4 separate regions of the Homo sapiens genome follow, and regions 2, 3 and 4 are each linked to region 1. Evidence: read pairs that join two places in POLR2A ChIA-PET (ENCODE). Cell type or tissue: GM12878. All regions are shown on one strand. Region 1 overlaps ZNF609 (zinc finger protein 609). Region 2 overlaps SNX1 (sorting nexin 1). Region 3 overlaps ZNF609 (zinc finger protein 609). Region 4 overlaps ZNF609 (zinc finger protein 609).

Region 1 (5,000 bases):
AAAATTAAGATCCTATTTTGGTTTGCTATATTAAAACTGATACAACAAGAAGGCTGGGCAATGGAGACTCAAGTAATCAGTAGAGAGCCAAGAACCTGCCCTCACAAAGATTTCTCTAGAAGAGAAAAACTGACAAACAAGATGACAATATCAGAAAGTAGTAAGTGCTGTTATAAAAATAAAACAAAACAAAGTAATAGGTTAGATAACAAGTCACTGAGGGTACCACGTTAGATAAAGGAGTATGGAAGAGCTGATAACTGAATAAGCTGAGTACTGGGGAGGAACAACCAGGATGAGGGACCAGGAAGTATAAAAACTCTTAAGTAAGAGCAGATATAAAGCCTATGTGGGTGGTATATGAATGGGAATAATGGTAAGATCAGTTTAAGTAGGCAGTTGCAGTCAGATACGTAGAAATTTGGGGCCTTGGTAACAGAATTTAGATTTTATCCTAATTTGGCAAGTCATTTGAGGATTTTTAAGCAGAAGAATTAATGACATTGAGACTATGCTCAAAAATATAAAGATGCTGTTTTTCTCACTGAAGTTCACAGGTTCGTATAAAGCCAACAAATTTTTCAAAGTTCATGAAAAATGTATGGAGGAAATTTAGCACTTAAATTAAAATATACATTCTATGGACTTCAGCCAACTTTGACCTGTTTCTCTACTCCTTGTTCCCATAATCTAGTCAGTTAAGAAATCCTGCCAATTTCTTCTTCATAATTATCATCTATTTACTCCTCTTGCCAAGCATCCCACTTCAAAATCTTTTCCATCTCTGTTCTTTTCCTCTTCTCCTCCACACACATGCTCATGTGCGTGAATGCACACAGATGGGCACAAAATTTGAGACAATCTTGTTGGGAAGAGCGGTCCCCAAGTTTTCTCTTAGCATCTAAATAATGAGTATGAAAGAATATTTCGATTTCAGGAATACAAAATAAGGAATTCCCTGGGTAAGAGATGACTATGAACAATAAATAAACACTATCTAGATGGAATAACATCTAGTAGAAAACCAAAGGATCTTCTGCGGGGGGAAAAAAAAAAACAAATTAAAAAACCAGAGAGACGCTGGGTGTGGTGGCTCACACCTGTAGTCCCAGCACTTTGGGAGGCCGAGGCGGGCAGATCACGAGGTCAAGAGATCAAGACCATCCAGGCCAACATGGTGAAACCCCATCTCTACTAAAAATACAAAAAAATTAGCCAGGTGTGGTGGCATGCACCTGTAGTCCCAGCTACTCGGGAGGCTGAGGCAGGAGAATCACTTGAACCTGGGAGGTGGAGTTTTCAGTGAGCTGAGATTGTGCCACTGCACTCTAGCGTGGTGACAGAGCGAGACTCAGTCTCAAAAAAAACCCAGAGAGACAAGAGGAAGGGTGGTAAGTATGTAATTACTCTAGATACTGGACAGAGGTATAACAACTCATCTGATTAAGATGTAGCTACAAAAGCTCCTATTTTACTCCCTTCTCTGTTTATCATTTTAACTTCTATTTAACTCAGTTTATTGTCTTATACTATTATTGCTACGGATACTATTATTTATCTTGCTTACATCACAAAGTGGGTGAATAGAAAAGGAAGGTAGAATATTAAACGAGATATCTGTGAAGGCACATAGTAAACTAGAAAGGGCTAAACAAATTCATTTATTCAATAAATACTTATTGAGCGACCACTCAGTGCTAGACACAAAACAGACATGTTCTATGTTCTCATGGAGTTTATAGGTGGTAGGGGATCTTATTAAAGTTATTAATATAATTATTCATTATATGCCCATCTTTCCTGCTGGATACTGAGGTTCTCTAGAAGGCTATGTCATTATTTCATTCCTCCTAACAATGATCACAGAACCTGGTACACAGAAGGTGATAAATAAATGTTAGAATTGGGAATACCTCACGCAAAGGCTTTTCTAGTGTTCAGCTACAGGGCCGCTTCTCAGATTCCAACTTGGCTACCAATGGTCTCCTTGCTACACACCCCAGGGGCTCAGCCAATCTTCCTTTCCCCTTGGTTGCTGCCATCAGGCACTTTTTATCTTTGAGGATTTCCATAACCTCCACACCTGCCTGATTAACCAAGAGGTGAGCTTTTGGCCCTTTCTGTTTTTATCTTCAGGACTTGAGTCTCACTACTATCACCTCTTGATTCTATCTTAAAGCCAAGAGATCCTTTCTTTCTAAATAGAAGTTGCAATTAAGGCAGAACAACAAGCACCTCCTTGGTCTAAAATTTAAAAAATTTACATTTATGAGGCCACACATTAAAATAGTTCACAAGGTTAGAGTTCAGCCTGGGAATTATGTATCCTCTCTGGAAATTTACTCACATTCCAGCCAAAGCCACAGAAGAGAATTTAACTGCAAAGGCATGATATCTCTCAGACACTAAAAAGTGCAATGCTCTATTTCAGACTGGGAGATAGAGTGAAACAGTGAGAAAAATCATAACTTCTTGGGTCAAGGTCCAGATGAAAGGCCTGCTGACTCAAAGGAAATGGCAACTAAAAAAAAAAAAAGGAAATATTTTAGAGTTTCAAAGCTATACAAAAGAAGCTGCAAAATAAAATTCTTTGAAATAAACCTCAATAGTTAAGTTCCAATACCAAGATTTCCTCATACTTTAGTCTATTTTAGTTTTCTGTTTGAACTGTATGTATGTGCTAGACAACAAATATTTATTGAGTAGTTACTATTTGCCAATCAAGAAGGATGTGATGATGTGATGGAAGCAGAAAAAGAACTTGTGGCAATGAAACAATTAGGCTATGACAATACAACATGGCAAGGGAGGCACAGGAATCTGTGGCAACACAAAGAGGAATATGTAACTCAGCTTTGGGCAGAAAGGACTTCCCAGAAGGAAGATATAAACTCTAAGCTAAGATCAGAAAAATAAATATGAGCCAGACAACAGTAACAATACTTACATAGTACTTATTAAGTGCCAAGCATTATTTTAAGAGTATTCCATATATTTACCTAATAACTCTCCCAACCACCCTATGAAGCTGAAACTATTATTCACATTGTATAGATGAGGAAATTGAGGCTTTGAGAGATAAAGTAAACTGCCACAGTTACATGGTAAGCAGAACCAGGATTGGAACCCAGGTAGGAGGTGGGGGTAGGGGTGGCAAGAGATGGCAAGGGAAGGGGAAATCAAAGGGTGACAGGTAGAGAAATGTACGTATTACAATTTGGAGAACAAAAAAGGTACAGCAATAATGGAGAGTTAAGTATGGTGAGCTTCTTGGGAGAGGTTAAGAATGAAAATTTATGAGAAACTATATTAAGCTGGGGCTACTTACACCTTGAATTACAGTAGTAAATAACAAACCAAAAAGCAATAGTCTATGTATGATATACACCAATAGACTATAAAGTGATTTCCTGGTATCTCCTCCTTTAAGAAAATCTTTCGGCCGGGCGCGGTGGCTCACGCCTGTAATCCCAGCACTTTGGGAGGCCGAGGCGGGCGGATCACGAGGTCAGGAGATCGAGACCACAGTAAAACCCCGTCTCTACTGAAAATACAAAAAATTAGCCAGGTGCGGTGGTGGGCGCCTGTAGTCCCAGCTACTCGGGAGGCTGAGGCAGGAGAACGGCGTGAACCTGGGAGGCGCAGCTTGCACTGGGCCGAGATCGCGCCACTGCACTCCAGCCTGGGCGACAGAGCGAGACTCCGTCCCAAAAAAAACCAGAAAATCTTTCTATATACCACTAACAGTATTCAGCTTCCTAAAAAATTCCTAAAATTCAATTTCATGACACTACCCTGATCAAAAAGTCTTTAATAGCTCTTCACTGATTATAAGATTCATGCCAAATTTATGAGACTTCATAAAATGAGCTCCATCTCTCTTTCCACCAATCCCCACCACTAATTTCAGCCCTCGATAGAATTATTCATTGCCCTGGGAATTTTTATTCATTGCTGAATAAAAATTTGGACTAAATATTTCAGTTTCACACTCTGTATCATACTTCAGCCTACACACAATATATTTATTACATCTGCACAGTTTCACAATTTTTAGTGGGTGCAGAAGAAGGAGTAGAAGAGTAAATTTGTGCAAACTGAACCAGTTCCTGATTATTTTTCAATGTTCTCTGAAATCACTGCACGTACAAAAAATCTGACCATCTACTATTAGAAGGTATGTAAAGAATTACACATTTTTTTGGTATCAGAAGTTGTCAAAAAAAAAAAAAAGAAGAATAAGAAAAAAGAATTACATTTCAGGTTTGCTCAGTGGCAGATATTTTAGCATTCTGAATAATATGTGACATACCAAATCCCATAATTTCAAACTAATAGTCTGTGCTATCTCCAAAACCAAGAATCTCATTCTTACCAAAAATGTCAGAAAGAAGAACTAAATTTAATATTAACTTGTTATTACTAAATGAGCTTACATTTTGGATATAATTATCCTGGTTCCTCTTTACGGTTTTTAATCTTTAATGTTGAAAAGTTCATTGTATGACTTATTTATTATAAATGGCATTAAATCCTTTTAAAAAGCAGATAGGATATAAATAATATTTTGAAATTCCCTCAAATACTGATAACTAAGTATACACTAAATCTAGTAACTATAAAAAAACTCAATAAACCTAGGTAATGCTGTAACTGTATTACAGAGGCTAAAAATCGGAAGGTAAACACTGTATATAACAACCAAGAACTGGTCAACATGGTGTTAACAGATTACAAACAGACTAAATACACTGGCATTATGTGAAAGACTAGTAAAGCAGTGCTAAGTATTTAGTGGCTAGGAGGGAAGGGCAATAATTTCTGTTAAATTTTTAATTAGGGTTGGGAAACTGATCACTTATTTAACCTTTCATTTGGTTTCTTCATCTATAAAATGCAAATAGATAATATCTGATTGTCATGAGGGTTAAATAAACTAATATATATATATGAAGCATTTAGAATAATGGCTGGCATTTAAAATAAGTGCTGGCCAGGAG
Region 2 (5,000 bases), 450 kb after region 1:
TGTTGCTTAACTGCTCTTTGCTCCACACAGAACCCTTACATTACAGTCAAAGGATCTCAAAAACGTAGGTACTGTTAAAACTTAACTGTATTTAGAGGTCAAATCCAAATTAAATGGTAAGGTAACATGGCTCTTGGAGGATGAGATAACTCATTTTTTGAGGGAAAATTAGTATATTTCATAGTAAGGCAAGATAGAGCTAAGGAGTTGTGTGATCACACTAATGTAACAGGACAAGGACAATTAGGAGTAAATCTATCCCAGGAGCTATACCCAGATCATAAATGGGCCTCCATGGAGTCTTTAAAAACTACCCTGGAAGAACTTAGCATGAAATACTGTTGGTTTTGCCACCTTTACTTCTAGGGAGAAATGAGTGAGGTGGGACAGCCTATTAGTTTTTATTGCTGCTGCAACAAATCATCACAAATTTAACAGTTTAAACAATGCAAATTATCTTACAGTTCTGAAAAAGTCCAATGGGTTTTGCTGGGCTAAAATCAAGGTGTCAGTAGGGCTGTGTTCCTTTCTGGAGGTTCTAGGAAAGAATCTGTTTCCTTGCCCTTTCTGGCTTCTAGGGTTCTTTGCCTCACGGCCCACTTCTTCCATCTTCAAAGCCAGTAACATTTCATCTCTTTGCGTCTCTTCCATATCGTCTTTCATAGCCTGTCTTACATTTTTAAGGATCCTTGTGATTACACTGTCCCAGCCAGATAATCCAGGATAACTTCCATATCTTAAGGTCAGCTGATTAGCAATCTTAATTCCATCTTCAACCTTAACTCCCCCTTGCCACATAACCTAACATACTCACTGGTTGCAGGATTAAGATGTGGACTTCTTTGGGAAAAGGAAGGGGGGCATTATTCAGCCTACAGCAGACAGTGACTCCTCTCCCACCACGTTTCAAAACTGGCACAGATGCACTAAAAGTATTTGTGCTTGGGAGAATGGACATTCAATGTCCACTGGATTTCAGAATAGGGTGTACCTAACTCTACAAACTAGAGTTTAACTCCATAGCTTAAGGAGTTAAACTAGGGGTTCTTATCTTGGGGTCCATTAGCCACATACTTCAGGGGGTAATCTATGAACTTGGATGGGAATAAAATTATTATAATTTCATTTTCATTAACCTTGAACTGAAATTTGGCATATACATTAATCATAAAGATAAGCAACAAACCATAATAGAAGTACCTGAGATTGTAACTGATATTAGATATTTTTATATGAGATTATGGTTTTTATAGATCTCAAAGTCTCATTTATGCTCATCTCTATTTAAGTATGTTATTAATGTAAAATCATTTTAATTTATTAAAACTGAATTTCAATATAATTGGTTTCCTTCATATTTTAATGTATTTTATTTCATACATTTAAAAACATTATTCTGGGGATGTGTCCACAGGCTTTACAGGGCCTGCCAATTGGCCCACAGCACAAAAAAGGTAAAGAACTTCTGAGATACAGAGTAGAGGGACTAATGAAAATGGAAAAGGGAGAGCTGGAAGGATGGGGAAAATAGCATGAAGCTGACCACTGAGCTAGTTAAGGAAAATCATGTGCAAGGCCATTAGAGACCTCATGAGACCCCAGATTTAGCCTCAGACATTCTACTGAATTCTCTGGTTTAATTTCCCAACTAAACTTTTTGGGTCTCAACCTAACAAAACTTAGAAAGGGCCCAGAAAACCGCAGAAGAATCACAGTATTAATGGGTGGATTACCTTCTAAATTGAAAAAGCAAACCCAGTTCAAATCTGCTCTGAAAGCAGAATGAAGCTCCAGCTGTCCACGTGACGAAGCAAAAGAATAAGCCAGAAAAAGTTGAGCAACAGCTTTTCCTGGAGATGAGATACTTACGGCTACTTGCTCTAGTAACTATCAACTACTCATGATTTATTTATGTCAAAAGTTACTTGAGTGCTGAGAAGCTTGAGGACCAAGGAAGAGATATCAGATTTTTTTTTCTTTTCTCCAGTCCAAACTAATGAACTACAAATGGCCAAGTTGTCAGAGTGGCCTTACCACCTAAGTAAACAATGGGTTGGCAACCCTTACAGAAACCAGAAGTCTGACGGCAACCTTTATTGTTTCTCTCATAAGCCCCTAATTTTTTTTTTTTTTTGAGACAGAGTCTCGCTGTATCCCCCAGGCTGGAGTGCAGTGGTGCAACCTCCACTTCGCGGGTTCAAGCGATTCTCATGCCTCAGCCTCCTGAGTAGCTGGGATTACAGGCACGCACCACCACGCCTGGCTAATTTTTGTATTTTTAGTAGAGACAGGGGTTCGCCATGTTAGCCAGGCTGGTCTCGAACTCCTGACCTCAGGTGATCCACCCACCTCAGCCTCCCAAAGTGCTGGGATTACAGGCGTGAGCCACCGTGCCCGGCCCCAAACCCTACTTTTAAATAAATTTTAAGTCAGGTTATTATTAGCCATCTTTTTTTTTTTTTTTTTTTAAGATCAAGTCTTGCTCTGTCGCCCAGGCTGGAGTGCAGTGGCGCAATCTCAGCTCACTGCAACCTCTGCCTCCCGGGTTCAAGTGATTCTCCTGTCTCAGCGTCCCAAGTAGCTGGGATTACAGACATGCGTTGTCACACCCAGCTAAATTTTGTATTTTTAGTAGAGATGGGGTTTCACTATGTTGGCCAGGCTGGTCTTGAACTCCCAACCTCAGGTGATCTACCTGCCTTGGCCTCCCAAAGTGCTGGGATCACAGACATGAGCCACAGTGCCCGGCCTATTAGCCATCTTTAAAAGTCTTCTCCCTGGGCCGGGCGCAGTGGCTCACGCCTGTAATCCCAGCACTTTGGGAGGCTGGGGAGGGTGGATCACAAGGTCAGGAGATTGAGACCATCCTGGCTAACACGGTGAAACCCTGTCTCTACTAGAAATACAAAAAAATTAGCCGGGCGTGGTGGCGGGCGCCTGTAGTCCCAGCTACTCGGGAGGCTGAGGCAGGAGAATGGCATGAACCCGGGAGGCAGAGCTTGCAGTGAGCCAAAATCGCGCCACTGCACTCCAGCTGGGGCGACACAGCGAGACTCCGTCCCAAAAAAAAAAAAAAAAAACCCTTTACTCCAAAACTGGTGTTCTATAATTACTTTTATTAGCTTTTCCTCCATAATTCTGAAAGCTAAGTTAATTGCTAGTACAATACAATGATCAAGAAATTAATGAGTTTATGTATTTCAGGGAAATCTAAACTTATGCGAAGTAAAACTTTACTATTTGAGCTGAGCACTAAAATGAGTCTTTGCATATACCTATCACTTTTTTCAAGAATATATTTACCACAAGGTAGAATTTCAACTTCTGATCATTTGACCAGATGTGACCACTTGATGTATGTTAACTCCAAAAACAAGTGTTTGAGGCAATATCCCTGTAGAAAACACTACACACTAGAATTTTTACCAATATTAGCTATAAATGACTAAACTAGTAACTAAACAAACTAAGTGATACACCTTTGTTTAAAGATACTGTTATAAAGATTCACTTTCAGAAGTCTGATTAAGATCAGAGAAGGGCTAATATCAAGAAACTTAATGAGGATGTGTTATATCTTTGGGAACAACCACCATGCATGTTTCACAGAACAGAGAATTAAAGTATTAGCCAGATTAACCATCATTTTTCTTATGGCTTTTTAATAAAACTACCAAACTCTATAACCACTCAGAGAAATAAACTGTTTATAGTTAACAATCTTTCCATAAAGCATAAACAAAAATACCAAGCCTGAACAGTTTTATAGGTACCACCAATTTTTAAGAAACAGATCATTCCAATAGTATAAACATTCTCGAAAGAATAGAAGAAATTACCATATAATCTTAATTCCCCAAACCATACAATTTTCATGAGAAAGAAACTACAGGTTTATCTTATGAACGTAGATGTAAAAGAATATATAATAGCAATCCAAACCCAGCAATGTATAAAAAAAGACATTATTAAAAATACAAAAAACAACAAATGCTGGCAAGGATATGGAGAAAGGGGAACACTCATACACTGTGGGTGGGAATGTGAAGTAGCACAGCCATTATGGAAAACAGTATGGAGATTACTAAAAGAACTAAAAATGTAACTACCATAGCATCCAGCAACCCCACTACTAGGTATGTATCCAAAAGAAAGCAAATATATCAAAGCATATATATTTCTTCTGCATGCCCATGTTTATTCCAGCACACTATTCACAACAGTCAAGATATGGAATCAACCTAAGTGTCCATGAATGGATGAATGGATAAAGAATATGTGGTATAGGCCAGGCATGGTGGCTCACACCTGTAATCCCAACACTTCGGGAGGCCAAGGAGGGCACATCACTTGAGCCCAGGAGTTTGAGACCAGCCTAGGCAACGTGGCAAAACCCCGTCTCTACTAAAAATACAAAAATTAGCTGGGCATGGTGGCATGCACCTGTAGCCCCAGCTACTTGGGAGGCTATGATGGGAGGATCACCAGAGCACAGGAGGTCAAGGGAAGTGGGCCATGATTGCACCACTGCACTCCAGCCTGGGAGACAGAGCAAGACCCTGTGTCAAAAAAAAAAAAAAAAAAAAAAAAAGAAGGCGTGGTATATATACAAAATGGACTATTATTCAGGCATAAAAAAGAATGAACTCCTGTTATTTAGAGCAACATGGATGGAACTGGAGGTCATTACGTTAAGTGAAAGAAGTCAGGCACAGAAAGACAAATGTCAAGTGTTCTCACTCATCTGTGGGAGTCAAAAACATGGATCTCATGGAGGTAGAGGGTACAATGGTGATTCCCAGAAGCTGAGAAGGGAAGGCAGGGCAGGATGAGGAGAAGTTGGTTAATGGGTACAAAAATACAATTAGAAGGAATAAGTTCTAGTATTTGACAGCAGGAAGATTACAGTTAGCAATAATTTATCGTATGTTCCAAAAGAGCTAGAAGAATTCTAATGTTCTCAACAAAAAGATAAATGTTTGAGGTGATGAATATCCCAA
Region 3 (5,000 bases), 61 kb before region 1:
CTAGAAGGAATAAAGTTATAGCAGGGCTGGGATTAACCTGGTGGGAATTTCTAACCCTTAGAAACTGTAACATGTAACAGTGGTTGTTTAATGAGAATGGCATCTTGGAATATAATTCTAACATCAAATTTATCTATAAGAAACAGGAGGTGCTGTTGCCACCCAGAAGCCAATCAACAGCAGTCTGAAGATGTTGTTGATTATGTACACATAGATAGAAATAGTCAAACATGGCTAGGCACGGTGGCTCACACTTGTAATCCCAGCACTTTGGGAGGCCGAGGTGGGCAGATCACCTGAGGTCAGGAGTTCGAGACCAGCCTGACTAACATGGTGAAACCCCATCTCTACTAAAAATACAAAAATTAGCCGGGCGTAGTGGTGGGCGCCTGTAATCCCAGCTATCCAGGAGGCTGAGGCAGCAGAATCGCTTGAACCTGGGAGGCAGAGGTTGCAGTGAGCTGAGATCGTCTCAAAAAAAAAAAAAAAAGAAAGAAGCAATTTGCTTCCAAAACCAGAAACTAGAACCTCTCACAAGAATGTAATTAGTTAGGTTCCAAGAAGAATGCAACCCATCTAGAGACAACATAAAAGTTGTGATGGGTCAGGTGCAATGGCTCATGCCTGTAGTCCTAATGTTTTGGGAGGCCTATGGAGGAAGATCACGTGTAGCCAAGAGTTCAAGACTAGCCTGGGTAACATAGCAAGACCCCACCTCTATAAAAAACAAAAATAAAAAAGGTATCTGTGTGTGGTGGCATATGCCTGTATTCTCAGCTACTCCAGAAGCGGAGGTGGGAGGACCACTTGAGCCCAGGAGGTTGAGGCTACAGTGAGCTATGATTGCACCACTGTACTCCAGTCTGGGTGACAGAGTGAAATCCTATCTCAAAAAAAAAAAAAAGAATGAAATGAAGTGGGCAGTGATCCTTTAACTCTTTAAATCCCAGAATTTATGAGGCTGACAAAGTCTATTATGCTCGAGTGATTGATGCCCCAATCCTGAATGAGCATAACGTCTTGCATATGCAAAGACACTCAATGCACACACTGGCTTATTTCCTCCGAAGATTAAGTATGATACTAATCAGCAGACCTAGAAAATGAGAGTCAAAGATTGGGACTTTCCCAATCCTTGGGACTCTTCCCTTTGTGAGGAATTCTTAGTCTAGGTCCTTTAATAGAGAGTCCTTTGTGAGGACTTCTTAGTCTAGGTCCTTTAATAGACTTCTTAGTCTAGTCCTTTAATAGAGACATTCAGAGAAGATCATACATGTATCCGTAAGCCAAGCTTCTAAATAGCTCTGCAACAAAACTCTGATTCTGGAATAATTTACTACATGACTATCACTCTATCTATAATCCATTTCCCTCCCACAACACACACAGAGACAAACACCTTCCTGGCCTTGAAAACTAGCCTATAGGCTGAGGTCTGGGTTCCGGATCCATTCTCCACAGTTGGCTCTGACTTCTTGGCTTAGAAAGTCATCACTATTTGTAGATCATCATTGTGAGTCCACAGAATGTTCATACACTGATTCTGATTAATTCTGGTCCCTGAAGAGCTGCCAAAACATCCTTGTCTGCTTGTCTCACACACACACCCCTTGTACTTCCCCAACTCCACCTTTTTCATGAAATGAAATGGAAGTAGAAGCCTGTATAATGAATCATCTACATTTATGATAAATGCCAAAAGGCATATTTGCTCTCTTGAAAACTGGGCATTTATAATTTAATTTCCCAACCTTCTTGGGATGTGGTAGATCCTGGAAAGATCTTTAAAATTTCCATGCACAGAAGTGAAGGTAAAAAACAACACAGAAAAAGTAAACTGGATCCTCCCTACTCACTCCTCTGCAGTGCTGGAACAAACTCTTGAGAGTCACTAGAGAGGGAAAGTTAGAGACAGAATATACAGATCATCTTTACTCTTGGCCTCACCTCTGTTTATCTATTCTTTCTCTTGGGGAAGAACTGTGACAGAAGCAGTTTCACAGCCTATATGTGTACTTCTTTTGCTTAGGGTTTGTTCCCTTTTTTATACTTTCTTCTACTCACAAGAGAAATTCCTGCAAGGTCCTACTGGACACAGACATTGGCCTAAACCTTCCAGGTCACCCCTGTGAACTTTCTGATTGCCTTGCTTGCACATGTCCTATTGCCAACCTGTTCCACAGCTCAGGCAGCAACCCTAGGCACAGAAGGAAGTTTACCCCAGGGAGACACCTATACACTTTCTCTCAGCCACTGAGGACAGCTCTTTTCTGGAAGTAGTTTAATTTCCTGCTAGGTTATTCAGTGCTCCTGGCAGGCTAGGAGAAACATATGCTAATACATTCTAGATAAAATGAAGTCCCCAGTTTTGCACCAAGAAATCCAGAAAACAACACCTAAAATGTAGGTTGGAAACATCACTGTTGCATTCAAGCAGTCTGCCAAATTATACCCTGCTATACAATAAGTGAAGAGAAGAAACTTCAGCTGAACTGATCACTAAGAATAACAGAACAGACTCATACACATGAGGAACTCATTAACAAGTATGCATCAAACTACCCTTACTGATTAGAGTTACTAGGCAGAGTTTGGCATCTCTGTTGTATGAAGATGACTTTATTTAATTACTTAGTTAATTAAAAGAGATGTTCAGGGATGGGGAGAAGCGACGAAATCCACCTATGGGTTTGAACTATTCATTTTCCATTTACTTTGCAACAGAAATCTAAGGAGAGATCACAGAGCAGCATAATAGTATTTAATTACAGCTCCAGCTCTGTTAATTACCATTTGGTCACATCTATAATCTAACATTAAGCCATAGTGCATAATAAGCTCTGTGATATTCATCTAATAACCTATGTGGCTTTACAGGATTTCATATTCTATTATTCACTGAAACAAAGATAGCTTCATTTATCACTTTCCAGGAGAAGATAACAATCAGAAAAAGGGGGCTGGGTGCAATGGCTCAAGCCTGTAGTCCCAGCACTTTGGGAGGCCAAGGCAGGAGGAGTGCTTGAGTCCAGGAGTTTGAGACCAGCCAGGGCAACATTGTGAGACCCTGTCTTTACAAAAAATTAAAAACAAAAACAAAAACAAAAACAACTAGCTGGGTGTGTTGGCACACACCTGCAGTCCTAGCTACTTGGGACGCTGAGGTAGGAGTGACACGGGTGTGCTGGGTAGAGAACGTGGTCCCTTTAAATGATACAGAAGGGGGTAAGGGAAGTGCTGGGTAGAGGAGGGCATGGTCCCTGGCTAGGGCTCCATCAGGGGCCTGTGTCCACGGACCTAGGTAGATAGGCATTTTTGTTTTCCCGCCCAAATGTTGGATTTCCCAAGACCACCCTGGCCTGCCACAGCCCCTCCCTGTGCCTATAAAAACTCCCCAGACCCTAGCAGGCAGACACACAAGCGGCTGGACTTCTAGAGGAACACATTGGCAGAAGAAGACACAGCGGCTGGACCTCGAGAGGGCGTTGAGAGGAGCATGCCGGCAGAAGAGCACACGTGGCGGAAGAGCACATGACAAATGCCAGCAGGCCGTGGAACGAAGCAGAGTTTGGCTGGGGCATTTGGAGAAGAGCCTGGGCCGCTGAGTAGCTGAACTCCAGGGGAAAACCATCTCCCTTCTGGCTCCCCAATCTGCTGAGCATTACTTTCACTCAATAAAACCTTACACTCATTCTCCAAGCCCACATTTGATCCAATTCTTCCAGTACACCAAGACAAGAACCTTGGGATACAGAAAGCCCTCTGTTCTTGTGATAAGGCAGGGGTCTAATTGAGCTAACACAAGCCGCCTAAGGACAGCTAAACTAAAAGAGCACCCTGTAACACACACCCACTGGGGCTTCAGATGTAAGCATTCACCCCTAGACACTGCCGGGGTTGGAGCCCCATAGCCTGCCCCTCTGTATGTTACCCTACAGGTCTGAGCAGCAGGGCAGTGAAGAAGTGAGCCACACTCCCATTGCACGCCCTGTGAGGGGGACAAGGGAACTTTTCCCATTTCAGGAGGAAAGTTTTGTCCCGGGGGTGAAGGCTGCAGTGAGCTGTGATCGTGCCACTGTACTCTAGCCTGTGCAACAGAGCAAGACCCTGTCTCAAAAAAGGAGAAAAAAAAATCAGAAAAGGACTCATTTTGCCATCTTTTCATATACCTAAAATATAAGAGCAGGGATTGTCAGGAAATTGGGGCCAAGAGGGAAAATAAGGTATAGGAATATTAAAAAGTTAAGGTCATTAGATGCCTTAATAACTACACCAACAAAAGTTAAGCTAATTCTCAGTCTTTGAAATGCTAAGAAGTGCCATCATGGCTCCTAGGGCTTAGCTTACTAGGGAGGTAAACAACAAAACAAAAGCTTGAAAAGAGACTTATAGAGAATTTAAAGAGGAGATCTCTGGAGTTTCCCAACACTTTATGTCCTTTATCTTTTAATACTTTTTGTTTGTTTGTTTGTTTTTTGAGATGGAGTTTCACTCTTGTTGCCCAGGCTGGAGTGCAATGGCGTGATCTCAGCTCACTACAACCTCTGCCTTCCAGATTCAGGCGATTCTCCTACCTCAGCCTCCCAAGTAGCTGGGATTACAGGCTCCCACCACCATGCCTGGCTAATTTTTCTATTTTTAGTAGAGACTGGGTTTTGTCATGTTGGCCAGGCTGGTCTCGAACTCCTGACCTCAGGTGATCCAACCGCCACAGCATCCCAAAGTGCTGGGATTACAGACATGCCTGGCGATAATTCTCTTTTCTTTGAGACAGGGTCTCGCTCTGTCGTCCAGGCTGGAGTGCAGGGGGTGATCATGGTTCACTGCAGCCTCAACCTCTCTGGCTCAAGCAATCCTCCCACCTCAGCCTCCCAAGTAGCTGGGACTACACGTGCACCACCATGCTAGGCTAATTTTTTTTTTTTTTTAATTTTTTGGCCGGGAATGGTGGCTGATGCCTGTGATCCTAGCACTTTGGGAGGCTGAAATGGGAGGACTGT
Region 4 (5,000 bases), 110 kb before region 1:
AATAAAATACTTTTTGATTTGGCACTTCTAGGACATATCTCTAGTAACTCACTTATATTCATTTATTCTTCGACATACAATGTTGTCTAAAAATCACTGGACATGGAGTTAGAAAACCTCAGTGCAAATCCTGGCTTTGTTATAGTGTAACCTTGAACAAGTCACTTGGCTTCTACAAATCTCAGGGTTTTTTTGTTTGTTTTGTTTTTTTGAGACAGAGTCTCGCTCTGTCGCCCAGGCTGAAGTGCAGTGGCACGAATCTCGGCTCACTATAAGCTCCGTCTCCCGGGTTCACGCCATTCTCCTGCCTCAGCCCCCCGAGTAGCTGGGACTAGAGGCGCACATCACCACACCCGGCTAATTTTTGTTGTATTTTTTAGTAGAGACAGGGTTTACCATGTTAGCCAGGATGGTCTTGATCTCCTGATCTCATGATCCGCCCGCCTCGGCCTCCCCAAAGTGCTGGGATTACAGGCATGAGCCACCGCGCCTGGCCCAAATCTTAGATTTTTAAAAATATAGGATTAAGCCGGGTGCGGTGGCTCATGCCTGTAATCCCAGCACTTTGGGATGCCAAGGCGAGTGATCACTTGAGGTCAGGGGTCCAAGACCAGCCAGCCTGGCCAAGATGGTGAAACCCCATCTCTACTAAAAATACAAAAATTAGCTGGGCGTGGTGGTGGGCGCCTGTAGTCCCAGCTACTCAGGAGGCTGTGGCAAGAGAACTGCTTGAACCCAGGAGGTGTTCAAGGAGGTGTTGCAGTGAGCTGAGATTGTGCTACTGCACTCCAGCCTCGGCGACAGAGCAAGGCTTCATCTCAAAAAATAAATAAATACAATAAAGTAAAAAAGAAAAATAAAACTATTATGTGCTAGATGTTTTCATATTATCTTATTGAATATTTACAGCCTTAAATCACTTTTATTTTTATTTAATTATTTTTATTTTGGACAGAGTCTCGCTCTGTTGTCCAAGCTAGAGTGCAGTAGTGCAATCTTGGCTCACTGCAACCTCCGCCTCCCAGGTTCAAGCAATTCTTGTGCCTCAGCCTCCCAAGTAGCTGGGATTACAGGCGTGTGCCACCATGCATGGCTGATTTTTGTGTTTTTAGTAAAGACAGGGTTATACCATGTTGGCCAGGCTGGTTTTGAACTCCTGGCCCCAAGCGATCCACCCAACTTGGTCTCCCAAAGTGCTGAGATTACAGTAGTCACTAGGCCAATCACTTTTATTTTTATTTGTGTGTGTGTGTTTTTTTTTTTTTTTGAGACGAAGTCTTGCTCTGTTGCCCAGGGTGGAGTGCAGTGGCGCAATCCCTACTCACTGCAACCTCCGCCTCCTGGGTTCAAGCGATTCTCCTGCCTCAGCCTCCTGAGTAGCTGGCATTTGTTTATTTATTTTTTAATTTAATTTTTAATTTTAATTTTTATTTTTGAGATGGAGTTTTGCTCTTGTTGCCTAGACTGGAGTGCAATGGCGTGATCTTGGGTCATCGCAACCTCCGCCTCCCAGGTTCAAGCAATTCTCCTGCCTCAGCCTCCCGAGTAGCTGGGATTACAGGCATGTACCACCACGCCCAGCTAATTTTATATTTTTAGTAGATATGGGGTTTCTCCATGTTGAGGCTGGTCTCAAACTCCTGACCTCAGGTGATCTGCCTGCCTCGGCCTTCCAAAGTGCTGGGATTACAGGCATGCGCCACCGGGCCCGGCCCATTTGTTTACTTTTTATAATTTTTTCTGTTTGTTTAAAAATAGAGACAGAGTCTCACTATGTTACCCAGGCTGGTTTCAACTCCTGGTCTCAAGTGATCCTCCTGCCTTGGTTTCCTAAAGAGCTGGGATTACAGGCATGAGCCACGGCACCTGGTCTTAAATCACTTTTTGAGGAAGGCAGGCCATAAGTGGGTGCCAAAAATCCTGTCATATAAGGATTGTTAAGGCTACTTTGCAAAGGAGGAAATGATACACCAGAAAGGATAAATCATTTACTCAAGGGTTCACTATTAGTGGTCAGATCTTTCAGACTCTAAGGCCTGACACAGCTATCTCTAATGGATTCTGATTGTTTTCACACAATTTTCTTAGAATATCCTGTTACCTTCACCTTAGATAAAAGACACATACACATACAGGATTGCAGGGGGTCATCCAGAGGGGAAAAGGATAGGAATCCTATCCCTTTGCAGTGCCCTGGCATCTTAAGGGAAATGGCATCTCTCCTAAAGAAGTAATTAGGCTAAATTCTCTCTAGCTATTAGCAAAGTGATTTCAAATGGATGTCTCCCCCAAAAGGTGGCCTGCTCTGATTACTGCATAATCAATTTAATAGGAACAGAGTCCATTTATAGAGAAGGTAAGACTTAGAGATAGGCATCTCATTTATAAGGGCAGATGAGCACAGCTGTACACAGAGAGCAGGCACACAACTAGAAGATGAATCTCATTACTATTCTTGAAACAGCTGGGTGGGAACACATGTTTATAAATCAGGCTTCTTCCTTTGGTATAATCTGCAAACTTTAGCAATAATGAATGAGCTGAAGAGAAGACAGGTCAAACAAGGTGCTGGAAATGGGAGAAGGGAAGAGAAAAAATTATGATATGGAAAGACAAAATGGAGGCTTGTTTAAATGTCAAAGGAAACACACATTGATGAGGTTTAATAGTCTTCCTGCAAGGTTCCGAGTTGAGACAGCTGGAGAATAGGACGACAGGAAAGAAAAGCAGCAAATAACACTTAACAGACCAAGTTTCTCTATTAGGGGCTAGCTTTAGAGAAGCAAGTAGGCTGAAGAGAAAGAAAAACTGGTCTTCATCTTGGAAAACTTACTATTTTTCATAAGTGTTCACAAAATAAGGAAAGGCTCAGCATGTTTGAGGATAATACTGCTAAAAAACAGCAGTAATAAATAGTGCTCCGTGTTTCTCTAGAATCTTACTTTCAGATTTACCAAGTCTTATGGACATAATCTAAGTACCCATTATTAAGTTTTAGAGTACTCACTATTCTCCCTTCTTCAAGGTGATAAATATTGGAGCAGAGTAAAGGGAAAATGATGACATGTATGAGGCACTAGTCAGGTTCCCCTAGTTATTATTATTATTATTTTTGAGACAGAGACTCACTGTGTCACCCAGGCTGGAGTGCAGTGGTGCAATCTCGGCTCACTCCAGCCTCTGCCTCCCAGGCTCAAGCAATACTCCTGCCTCAGCCTCCCAAGCAGCTGGGATTACAGGTGTGCACCACCACACCTCGTTAATTTTTGTATTATTAGTAGAGATACTGTTTCACCATGTTGGTCAGGCTGGTCTCGAAGTCCTGCCTCAGGTGATCCACCTGCCTCGGGCTCCCAAAGTGCTGGGATTACAGGCATGAGCCACCACGACTGGCCAGGTTCCCACAGTTCTTAGGAGTGAAATGCTGAGACAAACTCAATCCCAAAGCAGCACTGCTTTGTTTCAGATAATAATTCAAAACCTCAAAACATTTGTGTAGTCAAGGCTGATCCAAGTATAATAGTAGAAAGAGAGAGAGAGATTTTTTTCTAGGCCCCTCATTTTTACTATTTCCATTAGTACATACTTTCTCTCAGGGATCTGGTACCTTCATGCTCAGCTCCTTCATGCTCAGACCAATTCCCTTCTTGAAACGCTTCCTTCACTTGGCTTCCAGAACACCATACTCTCCTGGTTTTCCTCCTATCTCTCTGGTCATTCCTCAGCATCTTTTGCTGGTACTTCATGTGTAGCTGATGACTCAAACTTCTATCCCTAGCCCCAACCTCTCCCCTAAACTCCAGATTCATGTATCTAATCACAAACTTGACATTTCCATTGGACGTCTAAATGGAGATCTCAAACTTAATATGTTCCAAACTGAGCTCCTGATACCCATCCTCTCCTTAACAACCCTCTCCTCCAAGAACAACAAAAACAACTTGCTCTGAATTCTCCCTATCTGAGGTAATGGCATGTGTACATCCTTCTAGGTGTTCAGGTCAAAACCCTTAGAGTTTTACTTGGTTCCTCTCCTACTATCCATGTCCCCACACCTGACCATCAGCAAATCTTTTTGGCTCAACCTTCAAAATATATCCAGATTTTGATCATTTCTCATTACCTCCACTTCTACTGCTCCAAGCACTCCTTAAATTATTGCAATAGCTTCCTAACTTGCTTCCATCTTTATCACTTTCTGACCTGTTCTCAACACAGAGACCAGAGAGATCCTGTTAAATAAAACCTCTCATATCCTATCATTTCTCTGTATAAAACCTTTTAGCTTTTGAACTCATACATACAGGTATAGGTGATACATACATCTGTATGTATCACCTATTCCCAAAAAAACACATAAAAATAGTTATTAGTTAGCCAAGCACGGTGGCTCATGCCTGTAATCTCAGCAATTTGGGAGGCCGAGGCAGGTGGATCATCTTAGGTCCGGAGTTCAAGACCAGCCTGGTCAACATGGTGAAACCCCATCTTTACTAAAAATACAAAAATTAGCCGGGCAGTAGTGGCGCGTGCCTGTAATCCCAGCTCCTGAGGAGGCTGAGGCAAGAGAATCGCGTGAGCCTGGGAGGCAGAGGTTGTGGTGATCCGAGATCGCGCCACTGCACTCCCGTCTGGGCAACAGAAAGAGACCCTGTCTCAAGAAAAAAAAAATTATTAGTTTTAGTAGAAATATCTCAATGTTTTAAAAATGCTTCATGGCCAAGCATGGTGGCTCATGCCTGTAATCTCAGCATTTTGGGAGGCCAAGGTGGGAGGATTGCTTGAGCATAGGAATTCGAAACTAGCCTGGGCAATGTAGTGAGACCCTGTCTCTAAAAAATTCTTTAAATTATCTGGGCTTGTTGGCATGTGCCTGTAGTGCCAACTACTATGGAGGCTGACATGGGGGGATCACTTGAGCCCGGGAGATCTAGGCTGTAATGAGTTGAGATGTTGCCCCTGCACTCCAGCCTAATTCACAGAGGAAAAAAAAAAGATGG

Evidence for each region. ChIA-PET counts read pairs that join two places held together with the same protein. Peaks named below come from ENCODE experiments on the same cell type or tissue, not always from the same donor. Only the 100,000 strongest peaks of a DNase experiment are listed, where the experiment ranks them.
Region 2: POLR2A ChIA-PET joins it to region 1 with 6 read pairs; 2 of 35 experiments call an interaction of 5 or more read pairs at or near these places.
Region 3: POLR2A ChIA-PET joins it to region 1 with 5 read pairs; 9 of 35 experiments call an interaction of 5 or more read pairs at or near these places.
Region 4: POLR2A ChIA-PET joins it to region 1 with 6 read pairs; 6 of 35 experiments call an interaction of 5 or more read pairs at or near these places.

What each region holds. Positions count from the first base shown.
Region 1 is chr15:64,556,424-64,561,423 of GRCh38, reverse strand. The region is part of intron 2 of ZNF609 (zinc finger protein 609); the gene reads right to left. All of the region lies in intron 4 of LOC101930091 (a long non-coding RNA gene), which reads left to right. Among named protein-coding and RNA genes, the nearest start is that of ZNF609, 98 kb to the right of the region's middle. RefSeq lists enhancers at 3,035-3,534, 3,535-4,036. In GM12878, no CTCF peak of the experiment used is centred here; no DNase peak of the experiment used is centred here; H3K27ac peaks cover 316 bases.
Region 2 is chr15:64,102,353-64,107,352 of GRCh38, reverse strand. The region is part of intron 1 of SNX1 (sorting nexin 1); the gene reads right to left. Among named protein-coding and RNA genes, the nearest start is that of SNX1, 8.9 kb to the right of the region's middle. RefSeq lists a silencer at 1,869-2,163. In GM12878, no CTCF peak of the experiment used is centred here; no DNase peak of the experiment used is centred here.
Region 3 is chr15:64,617,258-64,622,257 of GRCh38, reverse strand. All of the region lies in intron 2 of ZNF609 (zinc finger protein 609), which reads right to left. The region is part of intron 3 of LOC101930091 (a long non-coding RNA gene); the gene reads left to right. Among named protein-coding and RNA genes, the nearest start is that of OAZ2, 84 kb to the left of the region's middle. RefSeq lists an enhancer at 4,039-4,631. In GM12878, no CTCF peak of the experiment used is centred here; a DNase peak (open chromatin) is centred at 2,040; H3K4me3 peaks cover 908 bases; H3K27ac peaks cover 1,705 bases.
Region 4 is chr15:64,662,342-64,667,341 of GRCh38, reverse strand. All of the region lies in intron 3 of ZNF609 (zinc finger protein 609), which reads right to left. Among named protein-coding and RNA genes, the nearest start is that of OAZ2, 38 kb to the left of the region's middle. RefSeq lists enhancers at 1-328, 329-1,028. In GM12878, no CTCF peak of the experiment used is centred here; a DNase peak (open chromatin) is centred at 1,984.